2 separate regions of the Homo sapiens genome follow, and region 2 is linked to region 1. Evidence: chromatin contacts called from ENCODE Hi-C or POLR2A ChIA-PET data. All regions are on one chromosome and are shown on one strand. The core of a region is the stretch at or near the end of the contact, and the rest is flanking DNA. Distances in the headings are between cores, read along the strand shown.

The links. A loop is a pair of places that touch in the nucleus more often than their neighbours do. ChIA-PET counts read pairs that join two places held with the same protein, here RNA polymerase II (POLR2A). Pooled maps may share reads with other maps.
Region 2: a pooled map shows a loop between it and region 1 (3-fold over the local background). The contact joins two enhancer-like sites. A Hi-C loop is called at or near these places in 1 of 168 maps with a recorded cell type or tissue (CD14-positive monocyte) and 2 of 50 pooled maps. POLR2A ChIA-PET finds 5 or more read pairs at or near these places in 1 of 52 experiments (WTC11).

What each region holds. Positions count from the first base shown.
Region 1 is chr20:62,494,950-62,502,791 of GRCh38, forward strand. It overlaps LOC124904947 (a long non-coding RNA gene), which reads right to left and starts at 1,065. Exons shown (of 2, transcript XR_007067707.1): 1 at 914-1,065; 2 at 1-536. RefSeq lists enhancers at 1-46, 1,130-1,635, 1,636-2,142, 5,118-5,618, 7,084-7,313. Within about 2 kb of position 5,333, at least 5 of the 41 ENCODE cell types and tissues checked have a DNase peak (open chromatin) inside an H3K27ac peak, as active enhancers do.
Region 2 is chr20:62,818,958-62,825,250 of GRCh38, forward strand. It overlaps COL9A3 (collagen type IX alpha 3 chain), which reads left to right. Exons shown (of 32, transcript NM_001853.4): 4 at 265-336; 5 at 972-1,025; 6 at 2,224-2,259; 7 at 2,550-2,573; 8 at 2,800-2,853; 9 at 3,154-3,207; 10 at 3,634-3,675; 11 at 5,488-5,544; 12 at 6,011-6,064. Among named protein-coding and RNA genes, the nearest start is that of COL9A3, 5.1 kb to the left of the region's middle. RefSeq lists enhancers at 1-395, 4,277-4,965, 4,966-5,653 and a silencer at 6,242-6,293. Within about 2 kb of position 3,959, at least 2 of the 41 ENCODE cell types and tissues checked have a DNase peak (open chromatin) inside an H3K27ac peak, as active enhancers do.

The DNA.
Region 1 (7,842 bases), core at 4,083-6,582:
CTGGGAAGTCTGCAGAGCCTCAGATACCGGCCTCCTGGGTGCAGGAATGCTGGGGGCGCTGGTGGGTTGCAGTTGGAACCAACAGGTTGACATGAGCATCACAGACAGGAAAACCGAGTACACACCAGGTCTCTAGCAGGAGGGCCCTGCCCCGGGACGCTGGCGCTGGCCTTGGGTGCAGATCGAGCGCCAGGATGGGGCCTGACACTCAATTCTTCTCCTTTGAGGCTCAGGGAGATGTCAGTTGGCTTGAAAAACCGCCAGACTAAATATAGCTGTGAAACTTCCCGGAACACATTATTCCAAGTGTCCAGTAATTAATGCTCAACAACACACAGTGTCTTCCAGAAAGCCGAATCCACTCTGAATGTCTTGTGGGGTGGGCGGGGGGTCGTCACCGGGAGGAGGCATGTGGGGTCCCTGATGGACGTGCAGGGCAGACAGATGGATGCGGGCGAGCACGTCCTTGGCCCCCTGAAGTGCCAAGACTGGCTGAGGTTGGCACCCTCCTGTTGGATCAGGCCGTCCTCAGGAGGCTGTGGGCGGACGGGAGCTCAGGCCGCAGGGAAGCCGTGGCCTCTTTCTGCTGTGGGGCAATCACTGCCTCCTGCAGGAAGCTCTCCTTGCCTGCCCTGGCCTCGAGGGGCCCTCACCCCACCCAGTCTGTCTGGTGAAGGCCCCTTCCCATCTTCCCAAGCAGATTAGCCCACCAAGGCCAGGCCTCGTCCACCTCCCTCACCACCTGCCACAGAGGGAGGTTTGCTGAGCACGTGTGGGTGACAGACGGAGGCTTCTGGAGGGAGGGGTACAGACAGAGGTTCCCTAGGCTCTGGCCCCTGTGGCCTCCCTGCTCCTCCCAGCCCCGGCCCGGGCTCCCGGCACCTCCCGTGGAGCTGGCGGCCCCTGGACTCACCTGGCACCCAGGAAGGTGATTACTCCAAAGGCTCCCAGAAGGCCATTTACCTTCCCCAGGCTGTTTTCTCACAGGTGGGGGTGAGGCTGCCCACAGCTCAGCTCAGTTTGCAGAGGAGAAAGAAACAGCCCCAGCCCCTGGCTGCTGGCGTCTCCCGGCTGCTCCTGAGTCTGGCCCTTCAGGCCTCGTGCCCGCTCCTCCTCCCGCCCACTCCCCCTTGTAGGGAGGGCCGGGTGACCCGTGTGTCTCCACCTGGCCCCGTCCCATGGGTCAGCAGTGGCGATTTCCATGCAGAGGGCTGGGTGTGTGGACACAGGTGGGGTCAAGCGCAGGGCCAGTGGCCTCAGCACATCCGCAGGGCTTTCCCGGCTTTCTGGGAGCTGGCCTGCCTCTGTCATCTGGGCTCTCAAGCGGTGCCTGGATGGTGGTCTCGCAGAGGTGCAGGGGGGTCAGGGAGGCTGCCTGGGGAGTGGAGGACTGGGCTTGTGGGGCCTCGGCTGAGTGGCGTATTTCCATCCCCGCAGGGCCAGAACCAGGGAGATCCTGGTCCGCCCTCCCTGTCTGAGCAGCCACACGCAGGGCCTGTGCGTCCTCCACCTGAGCCCCCTTCCCGAGCCCCGGACCCTGCTGGGTGGGTTGGGAGGGATGGGCGGTTGCGGGGTGGGGGTGGCGGTTCCGGCAGGCGACGCCCGACCCTCCTGGATGGGTTGGAGGGTTGCAGGGTGGGGGTGGGGGCTGACAGGCGATGCGCGCCCCTGGTGGCTCGCGGGGCACTTCTCTGGGACCTGGGTCTGCGAGGGTCTCCAGGAGGCGCCGGGCGTTCGGGACCCAGACAGCGCCAGGGCTTTAGGAGCCCCCCTCCCCGACCCAATATGACTCCAGCTCGTTGCAAACAGACTGAATCTCCTCTCCCAGGGCCACCAGCACCTGAGCGTGTACAGAGCATGGATGGGCCCCGAAACTCTCATTTCTTGTTGCCAAATTAAATCCAGGCAAATGCCAGCATGCTTAGACACAAACGACCATTTATTTCACACGAAACGAGGAGAAATTGTTGATGCAGCCACCTCGGGGGTGTGCGGGTCAGAGGGTCAGAGGACGGCCTCGGGGAGGCTGGCGGAGGGCGAGGCCCCAGTGGGCAGGGCTGCACCGTCTGCCACCCTTGGCTGTGGGAGGCGCAGCTGCGGGCTCGGGCCCTGGTCGTCCGTGTGACTTGTCCCCACCTGGCACGAGTGCTGCCTTTGGTGCCTTGGGATCTGCTGTGGGGCCAGGGGCTCAGTGCTGTGTCCTCCAAAGCTGCTGCTGAGTCTCTGCAACCTCTGAGGTGGCTGCAATGTCAGGCCCCCAGGGACCCGGGCCTCAGGGGAGGGCCAGGAGGAAGGTCTTGAAGTATTTGATACTTGGGGACGGGTCTCCCAAGCATAACTTCCCGCAGAGCCACAGCCACCAAATCACTCTGGAGAAAAGCACCAGGGGGAGGGGCCACGGGAGCGGAGCACAGACCCCAGCTGCCCTCGCATACCCAGAGGAGCGTGTTCGTCTCCACAGCAGCTCCGAGGATGCGCTGGCTGGAGACAGTTCAGAAAGTCGGAAACGTCAAAGGGGGCGATGCCACAGTGTCATTCTGTCTGTGGAGCCCTAAAGTGTCAGCCCAGGGGGTGGTTCTGGGGTCTCTGGAGGAACATCCTGTGTAGCAGGGGAAGGGGGGGTGGGTGTGGGGGATGGGTGGGTGTTGGGATGGGTGGGTGTTGGGGATGGGAGAGTGTTGGGGTGGGTGGGTGTTGGGGTGGGTCCGTATTGGGGATGGGTGGGTGTTGGGGTGGGTGGGTGTTGGGGTGGGTCCGTGTTGGCGTGTGTGGGTGTTGGGATGGCTGGGTGTTGGGGATGGGAGAGTGTTGGGGTGGGTGGGTGTTGGGGTGGGTGGGTGTTGGGGATGGGTGGGTGTTGGGGTGGGTGGGTGTTGGGATGGGTGGCTGTTGGGATGGGTCCGTGTTGGGGTGGGTGGGTGTTGGGATGGCTGGGTGTTGGGGATGGGAGAGTGTTGGGGTGGGTCCGTGTTGGGGTGGGTGGGTGTTGGGGTGGGTGGGTGTTGGGATGGGTGGCTGTTGGGATGGGTCCGTGTTGGGGTGGGTGGGTGTTGGGATGGCTGGGTGTTGGGGATGGGAGAGTGTTGGGGATGGGTGGGTGTTGGGGTGGGTGGCTGTTGGGGTGGGTGGCTGTTGGGGTGGGTCCTTGTTGGGGTGGGTGGGTGTTGGGATGGCTGGGTGTTGGGGATGGGAGAGTGTTGGGGTGGGTGGGTGTTGGGGTGGGTCCGTGTTGGGGATGGGTGGGTGTTGGGATGGGTGGCTGTTGGGGTGGGTCCGTGTTGGGGTGGGTGGGTGTTGGGATGGCTGGGTGTTGGGGATGGGAGAGTGTTGGGGTGGGTGGGTGTTGGGGTGGGTATGTGTTGGGATGGGTGGGTGTTGGGGATGGGTGGGTGTGGGGGTGGGTGGGTGTTGGGATGGGTCCATGTTGGGGATGGGTGGGTGTTGGGATGGGTGGGTGTTGGGGTGGGTGGGTGTTGGGATGGGTCTGTGTTGGGGATGGGTGCGTGTTGGGGATGGGTGGGTGTTTGGATGGTTGGGTGTTGGGGATGGGTGGGTGTTGGGGTGGGTGGGTGTTGGGATGGGTCCGTGTTGGGGATGGGTGCGTGTTGGGGTGGGTGGGTGTTGGGGTGGGTGGGTGTTGGGATGGGTGGGTGCTGGGGATGGGCGGGTCCGTGTTGGGATGGGTGGGTGGTGGGGATGGGTGGGTGTTGGGGTGCATGGGTGTTGGGGTGGGTGGGTGTTGGGATGGGTGGGTGTTGGGGATGGGTGAGTGTTGCATTGAGTGGGTGTTGGGATGGGTCTATGTTGGGGTGGGTGGGTGTTGGGGTGGGTCGGTGTTGGGATGGTTGGGTGTTGGGGTGGGTGGGTGTTGGGATGGGTGGGTGTTGGGGTGGGTGGGTGTTGGGGTGGGTGGGTGTTGGGATGGGTGGGTGTTGGGGTGGGTCCGTGTTGGGGTGGGTGGGTGTTGGGGTGGGTAAGTGTTGGGGATGGGTGGTTGTTGGGGTTGGTCCGTGTTGGCAATGGGTGGGTGAGTTTTGGGGATGGGTGGGTGTTGGGGTGGGTCGGTGTTGGGATGGGTCAGTATTGGGATGGCCGCTGGAGGGTGGGGGCAGCTGGGACCTACCTTGGCTGACCCCTCCCCAGACCCTGACAGTCTGAGAGAGGTGGGCTTGGCATGCAGCGGGCAGCAGAGGAGAGCAGTTAGGGAAGTGAGGCTGGGGAAACAGGGAGGGAGAGAGACAGCTGCGATGTCATTACAAGTCAGTCACCAACAGTTTCCAGGTAGGGAAGGCATCTCTTTATGGCAGCAAAGGTGCCAGGAAGGTGGGCTGGGGTCTTCCAGCAGCTTCCAGAGCTGAGAGCAGCTGCTCAGGGGTCTCAAGTGAGTGTGGTGGGCTAGGCCACCCACGGTTATGCTGCCCATTCCATCCCCCTGCCTGGGGAAGGGCAGGGCAGGAACGAAGGGGGGTCCTTGGTCTCGGCATGGGGCAGGGACCCCCGATGTGGGAGCAATGGACACATCCCAGTCCTCTCTCCGTCTCTGCCTTGTCAAGCAGGAAGCCTTCTTGGGGCCATGGGTCCCTAATGCTTTTCTACGCCCAGCTCAGGTCCTGGGGATCAAGGAGCCGCAGGCTGGGATGGGCGAGCCTCTGCAGGAAGGTCCTGGTTTATTTTTGCGGTCGCTGTGCAGGTCAAGAGTGATGCTGCTTCACCTCTTGTGGCCACCATGGTGGGTTCCTTTAGAAAGATTTATTTAAGGACGTCAAAGAAACTGAGCAGCAGCTGCCTCTGAGAACCTGGCGTAGGGAGGTCTCATCTTCCTGGGGTTATACCCGTTCAAACGCAGAGACAGAGAAGAAACAGGAAGAACTGATCGTGCACAATAGATTCCCCCAAGTTAAAGGTGCGGGGATCTAGAGAGGAGCGTTCAGTAAGCCCCGCACGGGCGTGCTCAGCTCTGTCCCGCATCAGGGAGCCAGGCCAGGAACCGAAATCGGGATGTGGGCCGACGCTTAACCTGGACAGTTGTCCCCTTGGCGTAGAAGACACCAGCACACCCCCTCCACTTTGGACAGATGCCGTGACCAGCCCGGAGCCCCAGCAGCTCCATTCACAAGGTGCTTGGGAAAATAAATTTAGGTGTCTCCATTCGTAACTCAGCAATGTGATTGAGCGTCTGTGGGAGAAGCCTTATTCCTGCAACGGCTGTGTGTGTGTGATGGGCCGGAGCCCGGGGGAGTCAGGAGCTCAGACTCAAGTGAAGCTCAGAGTGAACAGGAAGGGTCACAGCCGCACCGTCCCCCAACCCCCAGGCGGTCAGAATCCAGAGCGTGGGCCCAGGGCTGCCCCTGCCCGTCGGTCCCCGGAGAAAACGCCCGGTGTGTGCGGAGCTTCACCACCAGGGGGAGTCCGAGGCCGTGTCCAACGTGGGTGTGCGGGAGGGCGGGGGGAGGGTGTGAGCCAGCGTGTCTGTGTGTCCATGAGTGTGAGGGTGTGTGCAGGCGTGTCTTACTGTGTATGTGTGGGTGTGAGGGTGTCTGTGAGCCTGTGTGCGTGTGCGGGTGTGTGCAGGCATGTCTTACTGTATACGTGTAGTTGTGAGGGTGTCTCTGTGAGCGTGTCTGTGCATGTGAAGGTGTGTCCATGCGTGTGAGGGCGTGTGCAGGGGTGTATATGTGTGAGTGTGAGGGTGTATTTGTGTGTCTTACTGTATATGTGTGTGAGGGTGTGAGCCAGCGTGTGTGTCCATGCGTGTGAAGGTGTGTGCAGGCATGTCTTACTGTGTATGTGTGGGTGTGAGGGTGTCTGTGAACTTGTGTCATACATATGTCCATACGTGTGAGGGTGTGTGCAGGCCTGGCCTCCTGCACTAGTGTGGGTGTTTGTGTGTGCAGGTGAGAGGGTGTCTGCCTCTGCTGTCGTGGGTTGGGATTCGTGTGTGCAGGTGAGTGGGTGTCTGCGTGTACTGCTAGTGTGGGTGTTCGTGTGTGTGTGTGAGCGGGTGTCTGCGTGTACTGCTAGTGTGGGTGTTCATGTGTGCGGGTGAGCGTGTGTCTGCGTGTACTGTCGTGGGTTGGGATTTGTGTGTGCGGGTGAGTGTGTGTCTACATGTACTGCTAGTGTGGGTGTTCGTGTGTGCGAGTGAGAGAGTGTCTGCGTGTACTGCTAGTGTGGGTGTTTGTGTGTGCAGGTGTGTGTCTGCGTGTACTGCTAGTGTGGGTGTTCGTGTGTGCGGGTGAGCGTGTGTCTGTGTGTACTGCTAGTGTGGGTTGGGATTTGTGTGTGCGGGTGAGCGTGTGTCTGCGTGTACTGTCGTGGGTTGGGATTTGTGTGTGCGGGTGAGTGTGTGTCTGCGTGTACTGCTAGTGTGGGTGTTCGTGTGTGCGAGTGAGAGAGTGTCTGCGTGTACTGCTAGTGTGAGTGTGTGTGCAGGTGAGTGTGTGTCTGAGTGTACTGCTAGTGTGGGTGTTCATGTGTGCGGGTGAGCGTGTGTCTGCGTGTACTGTCGTGAGTTGGGAGCCGTGGATGCCACGCAAGCCCCGAAGCCCCAGCTTTCTGAGCAGCTGGCCTGTGACGGCGGCATCTCAGGCGGCTTGGCTGTGTAGTGGGGATCCCCCAGCAGGCTCCAGGACCAGGGTCTTCTCTTTGGCTCCAGGTGACCCCAGCAGACTGGCCCTGCACCTGGCCCTGTGTTGACATCTCCAGAGGGTTTGTGAGCAGAGATGAGGGCACCTGTGAGGTCAAGGATAGTCTCTGTGTGGCAGCGGGACCTTGGGCCCAGGGGCAGCCTGTGGCTCTGAGGATGGCTGTGAGTACTTGGCAATGACCCTGTTAGTTGAGCTTGTGCCCGGCAGGGCTGAGATCTCCCAGCATGTGGCATGGGCCCCTCACCACCCCGAGTATGGACCCTGATATGGTCTGGCTCTGTGTCCTCACCCAGATCTCATCTTGAGTTGTAACTGAATTGTAATCCTCATGTGTTGGTTGGCAGAGGGACCTCGTGGAGGTGATGAGATCATGGGGGCGGTTCCCCCATGCTGTTCTCAAGACAGTGAATGAGTCTCATGTGATCTGATGGTCTCATAAGGGCTTTTCCCCCTTTTGCTCTGTGCTCATTCTTTCTCCTGTCACCCTGTGAGGAGGTGCCTTCCGCCATGATTGTAAGTTTCCTGGGGCTTTCCCAACCAGGCGGAACGGTGAGTCAACCAAACCTCTTTTCTTTATACATTACCCAGTTGAGTATTTCTTCATAGCAGTGTGAGAGAGGCCTCATAAAGACCCACTTCGTAGATGCACCGAGACTCAGACCCTGAGGTGGGGCTGGGTGGCCGCAGGCTGCTCAGGGGTCTCAAGTGAGTGTGGTGGGCTAGGCCACCCGCGGTTATGCTGCCCATTTCATCCCCCTGCCTGGGTGTGGGTCTTGGTGTGTGGGGTGGGATTACAGGAAGGAGCAGTGCCCTGGGCTGGCCTGCTAGGGGTGGCCCAGCCAGGAGGCTCCCAGCAGGGTCGGCTCTCGGGAGCTGGGTCATGGAGGGTGGGGACATGAGGGTCAGGGAGAGGGCCCAGCTCCCTGACAGCTCCTGGGGCTCTGTGGCAGGGAGAGCAGGTCTGCTGGGGCCAGCTCATGCTTCTGGGGCGCAGCCTTGCCCTGACCCATGGGCTCAACGGAGGGCCGGGTGGGGCTCCCACAGAGCAGTGGGCCTTGGGCCTCAGCTCTTCCCAGATGGAAGCTCTCGAGCAGATGAGAGGGGCTGTGAGCTCCTATGCGCTGGCTCTCCACGTCCCTGCTCCTCCTCTTCCTGGTCACCCCTGCCAGCCCCTTCCTCTGGTGCTTGACCTCGC
Region 2 (6,293 bases), core at 2,709-5,208, 320 kb after region 1:
GAGGCCGAGGTGACCAGACGAAGGTCTTACAGATGCCACTGAGGGATGGGGCGGGCAGCCTTCCTGGGCCAGCAAGGTGTGGGCAAGCAGGACACACGTGCCCCAGCTGAGCCGGGTCTGCCAGACAGTAGGGGGGACCCAGGAGAGGGGCCCATCCCGTATGGTTGGGCTGGGGGGAAGTGGAAAGCATTTTGCTTCATTGCTGAAGGCCTGGGCTCCAGGCCAGACCCCGCCTTCACATCTCTGCCCTTTCCTCCTGCACAGGGACCAAAGGGGGCCCCAGGAAAGCCGGGGAAACCAGGAGAGGCTGGGCTGCCGGGACTGCCGGGTGTGGATGTGAGTGCGCCTGCCCCTCCCCGCCATGCCCCACTCCCCGCTCCGGGTCCCTGGAGGAGTCCGGCCCTAATTGCTGTTGTCCAGCTGGGCCTGCTCAGGCGGGAAGCCCAGTCCTGAGAGAAGTCTCCAGAAGTCCCCAACAGGGGTCCTTTGGCCTTCATCCCAGACGCCACCAGCATCTGGCAGGGGACAGAGCCAGCCCAGTGGAGTCGGAAGTCCCGCCAGCCCTCCTTGCTTGTCCAGGAATGAGTGCCCATTGTCAGGACCTTCTGCCCACTGCTGGCCTCACTTAGTCATCTTGGGCTCCAGGCCTGGCCCCAGGGCCACGGAGTTTTGTTCGGAGGAAGCCGGGCCTGAGAAGTGAGCTGTCCAGTCCTGCTGGGTTGGTCCCCGAGGCCTGACTACAGCAGGTGCCTCCGTTGCTGGCTTCCCGCTGGCTGCCCCCTCCCTCCTCCCAGAGCCTCTGGCTACAGCAGGCAGACAGTGGACAGGGCCAAGAGAGGAGGCTGCCACCCTAAGGGTCTTCTATGCCTCTCTGGACTCACCAAGGGAAGGGTCCGTGCTTCCATTTTTGCCTGGGGGGTGGCATGTGCTTCCCATGTGGCCCCTCGAGCTCGCCCTCTGCCTCTCCCCAGGGTCTGACTGGACGAGATGGACCCCCTGGACCCAAGGGTGCCCCTGGGGAACGGGTAAGTGCCTGCGCCGAACCCAGTGGCTTGGGTTCAGAGGTGAGGTCCCCTGGCCACCTCTGGCTGCTCTGTGTCCACAAGGCCAAGGAGCTGGTAGTTCCAAGGACAGCTGCCCTGCCCGTGCCTGGGGTGGAGGGGCAGAAGGGCAGGGTGCCAAGTGGCCAGTCCCCTGTGCCTGCCTCCCTGCCTCACCTCCACGTATGGTCAGAGTTGTCCTGGTATCCAGACCATGGCAGGGAGAAGGGGGATGGTTTGGGGGAACCCACCCCAGGTGCCTCCTCAGAATGTCCCTGAAGCCCCCAGGGCCCTGGGCAGACCACCACCAGGGACCCCCGGGCACGCAGCCTGCAGAGTCCCCTGTGCCTGCCTGTTGGACACTGAATCCTTTACCCTGACGGAGCGGCACCACCACCCAAGGGTGCCTTTCTCCCCTTGTGGCTTCTGAGTACAAACCCGAAGCCAGCATTCTCTCTTTGGCTTCATAAGACGTGGCTGTCAGCCAACCGGGTGCCACTGGCCCCAGGCGCAAAGCATCACAGAGGGCAGGAAGGCTGGGCTGGGGACACGAGGACACAGCCCTGCCCTTGGGACCCTTGGGAGCTCGTCAGGCATGAGGCGGATTCTGAGCTGAAAACAGGAGGGAAACAGTAGCTGCTGGCAGCCGAGTCCGTGGTGCCCAGGGGTGTGGGGTGGGCTGGTCCCCAGGCTTTCAGGAGGGGCCTCCAGCCTCAGCACAGGGCCCGTGCGTGCCGTCCAGGGAATGAGGCATTTCAGGCAGCAGGGGCCAGACAGGGCCCAGAGGGTGTGGAGGGCAGACAGGGCCTGGCTGCCCAAGGCTCTGGGGCTCGCTGACGTGGGCGGGGGCTGAGGACTCAGCAGGCTCCGTGGGTGGGTTATCGGGAGGGCTTCCTGGTGGAGACAGGCACCCCGGGTCACTTCGGTGCCTCTCAGCCCTGCCTCAGGTTGCACCTTCTTGCAGCGAGCGCTGGGACTCTGGTGCCATCTGTCTCCAGCAGCTCCCCAGGACGGCAAAGACCCTCCAGGTCAAGAGGGCTCAGAGGCCCTGCCCCTCTGTGAAGTGGGGACTTGGACCCTGTTGTCCTGGGAGTTGGAGTTGTGACGTCACACTTCAGAGGGAGGGGATTGGGTTTGCAAATAGAGGCCCAGCCCAACCTAGACGCCTGCTTTCCTCCCACAGGGAAGTCTGGGACCCCCGGGGCCGCCCGGGCTGGGGGTGAGTATGGAGTGTGGTCCTCTCCTCTCCATGGGAGTTTGGGGAGCTGGAGAGTCTGGTCTAAATGGGGTGGCCTCCAGGAATCCCAGGGACCATCCCTGGCCCTCTCATCTGCAGCCTCTCCGGAGGCTGGTGCCTGGATGGGGTCCTGGTGCCCTCTCTGGGCTGGGACCAGACACCCATCCCTGGAACCGCCCTTTCCCCAGGACCCACCTGAGCCATCTTAGGGAGGGGTGAGGCGCAGCCCTTCTTGTGCCTGGCAGGCTCTGACCCCATGTTTGGCTTTGCAGGGCAAAGGCCTCCCTGGACCCCCCGTGAGTACTGACAACCCTTGGGGCCCTGAGCAAGCACGCAAGTCCCGAGAGCCTGCCAGGCTGGGATGTCCCAAACCGTGCCTGGGGGTGGGGCTTCTCAGGGGCAGCCATCTGACCACCCCATACTTGGAGCCCCTCTCCCTTCGGAGGCGGCACACCAACCCTGGGTGGGGATCCTCGGGGCTTCCGGGTGCAGACCTCCCCACCTCTCTTTACTTCCCTCCAGGGAGAGGCAGGAGTGAGCGGCCCCCCAGGTGGGATCGGCCTCCGCGGCCCCCCGGTGAGTGGCTGTCCCAGAGCCCCTCAGAGTGTGCTCACCTGTGGCCTCCACCCCCAGACTCAACAGCCAGGGGCTCCCTTCCCCTCTCCCTTTTCCCTTTCTCCCCCAACCCCACCTTGGTGGGTGTTGGTAGAAGCCCTGGCCAATGATCCAGACCCGACCTCAGGACGCAGACACCAGCACAGTCCGTGGGAGTGGGGGCTGGTGGGAGCTGGGCGTGTCCACCTCCCTGGGAGAAGCCGGGCACCTCACTCAGGTGGGGGCTGGTCCCACTCTGTCTAAGTCATACCCCCTCCCCAGGGACCTTCTGGACTCCCCGGCCTCCCTGGTCCCCCAGGACCTCCCGGACCCCCTGTAAGTACTGGGCAGAGGCTCTAAGAAGTGCTGGGCATGGACTAGGACACTGGGTTGGACCCTCCCCATTCCCCCTCCCCAGGCTCCATGCCCCTCCGAGATCTCCTAACCCTAACTTGGCCACTCCCAGGAACAGTCAATGGTGGGGGCAGTGGCTGTGGCTAGGCCAGCCAACTTGGGGATGGTCAGGACTCAGGTCCCCATGGCCATCCTGCCCCAAGGACAGGTGGATTCTGTCGTTGTCACATGCCCTGTGGGTGGGCCAGCAGCTCCCAGCACTGGCCACTTGGGGGACAGGATGAAGGGTCTCCAAGTCCCCTGGTGGATGGGGAAGGTTGTGGTCCGTCAGAGAGTGGGTGGGTGGGTTGGGTGGCTGCAGGTGGCTGGGGAGGGCGGGAGAATGTCAGCTGTCTCTTTTTGTCTTAGGGACACCCAGGAGTCCTCCCTGAAGGCGCTACTGACCTTCAGGTAGGCACTTGAAGCCATTTGTTAAGGGTGCTGGGGGGTGCCTACCTTGGGGGGAGGGGTTCTGGCCTGGAGAGGGGCTTGTCCATACTGGCAAGAAGGCAGGGCCCGAGCCCTCCCTGGGGACAGGAGCTCAGAGCAGACAGCTCGGGCACAACCTGGCAGAGAGGCTGGCTGGGACCTCCCCCTCCCCCTTCCCACCCTCCTCACCACCGTCTAGACCTGCACTGTCCCTCATGAAGCCACCAGGCGCATGGAGCTGTACAAATGTAATGAATCACAATCATGTCACAGAGCCATCCAGCTCCCCTGCGTCATCCGCAGAGGGCGCCCTTGGCCACAGATGGCGACAGAACTGGAGTCTGGGACCCACCTTTATCTTGATCTTTGAGCCTTGTCATTTGCCTGAAAAGAAAACAGGCTCAGGTCAGGCGCAGTGGCTCAGGCCTGTAATCCCAGCACTTTGGGAGGCCCAGACAGGAGGATCGCTTAAGCTCAGGAGTTTGAGACCAGCCTGGGCAACATAGTGAGATCTTTGTCTCTACAAAAAATTGTTAAAGTAGCCAGACGTGGTGGCGTGCCTGTTGTCCTAGCTACTTGGATGGCTGTGGTGGGAGGATCACTTGAGCCCAGGAGGCAGTGGTTGCAGGGTGCTGTGATCAAGCCACTGCACTCCAGCGTGAGCAGCCAAGCTCAAGCCTGTCTCAAAAAAATGAAGAGGAAAGAAAATGGGCTTCGGAGGCCACGGATCCATCTCTCCTCTCTGTTTGGCCGTCCGTGGTGGCAGTCAGCGCCTTGTTTCCATAGAGAGGTTTGATAGTTTTGAAGGGAAAAGCTCGGCCCACTCTGACCTGACCACCGACGCTGTCTACCAGCCTCTCTCCTCACCCCACCCCGGGGCCTAGGTGCCTGGCCAGCCTGTGTCCCAGAAGGGAGGCTTTAGGGAACCTTCCAGAATGTGGTGCGTGGTTGGGCCCCCGATCGTGGGCTGAGTGGGGCAGGGGCTGAAGATACGGGTCTGCACCCTTGGCCTGGCCTGCCCATTGCAGCTGTAGGATCATCTAGAAGCAGCCCTGGGTTTCCTGAGCATCAGACCTGTTGCCTGGGCTCACAGTGCCCCTCCTAAAAGCCCCATGCCGAGCACATTCCTGTGCTGAGGATGGGCCCGACCTGAGGCTGCTGCAAGGCCCCCTGCAGTGCCGGCCGGGACTGTGCTGAATGGCTGCTTTGATAGCCAGTGTCTGCCGTGGGGCCGGCTGCTCCATGCAGCCCCTGCTGCACTTGGCCAGTGCTGAAGGAGACCCTGTCTGTGTCCTGTCCCAGTGCCATCACCTGTACGGAGTGGCCTCCTGGGGTCCCGTCACTGTGTGGAGTGGCCTCCTGGGGTCCCGTCACTGTGTGGAGTGGCCTCCTGGGGTCCTGTCACCCAGAGTGTCCCGACACCCGCGCGGAGTGGCCTCCTGGGGCCCCGTCACCCACGCGGAGTGGCCTCCTGGGGTCCCGTCTCTGTGTGGAGTGGCCTCCTGGGGTCCTGTCACCCAGAGTGTCCCGACACCCGCGCGGAGTGGCCTCCCGGGGCCCCGTCACCCACGTGGAGTGGCCTCCTGGGGTCCCATCATCTGTGCGGAGTGGCCTCCTGGGGTCCCGTCACTGATGCGGAGTGGCCTCCTGGGGTCCTGTCACCATGAGGAGTGGCCTCCCGGGGTCCCGTCACCGTGCAGAGTGGCCTCCTGGGGTCCCGCGGGCGCTGACCCCTGCGTCGGACGTCCTGCTCTGTTTGGCTGGGAGGGGTCTGACTGCTCTGTTTTCCGACAGTGCCCAAGTATCTGCCCGCCAGGTCCCCCAGGGCCCCCTGGAATGCCAGGGTTCAAGGTGAGTCACGGGTGACTGGGACCCAAGCACCACCCTGTGCTGGGCAGGAGGCAGCTGGGCTCCCATGGGGCTGTGGAGGTGGCGGGTCCAGAAAGCTGGACCCTGGTTCCAGGGTTGCCCCAGGAAGAAAGCTAGGCCAGCCTCCTTGTCCCGCCTTCAGCACCCCAGTGACACGCTGATGTGGCCAGGCTGGGACTGGCCATAGGCGTCAGAGACTGCGGGGGAGAGCTAGCCTCAAGCTCCCACCCCAGCCCAGCCCTGGCCCGCTCCTGACCGCAGAGCGCCCTCATGTGGGTCCTAGCGCCTCTCAGGCCTCAGTTTCCCCATGAGGGCCCAGACCCGCGGTCCTGTGCGCTGCCGTGTGGCGGGCCCTGGGCTGACTGACCCTGCAGGCCTCACTTCAGTGTTGCCAGGGAGGGGGTGTCGGGGGGTCTGGGTGGGGCAGTGACCCCACATTTGCTTGCAGGGACCCACTGGCTACAAAGGCGAGCAGGGGGAAGTCGGCAAGGACGGCGAGAAGGTGAAGCTGCCGCACAGCAGCTGGGGAGGAGCTGGGGACTGGAGGCTGGGCTCCGGCGGGAGGGAGGGGCTGGGCTCCGGCGGGAGGGAGGGGCTGGGCTCCGGCGGGAGGGAGGGGCTGGGCTCCGGCGGGAGGGAGGGGCTGGGCTCCGGCGGGAGGGAGGGGCTGGGCTCCGGCGGTGGGGAGGGACCGTTTCATGGGTGCACCTGCACTGGCACCTTCTGTGCCT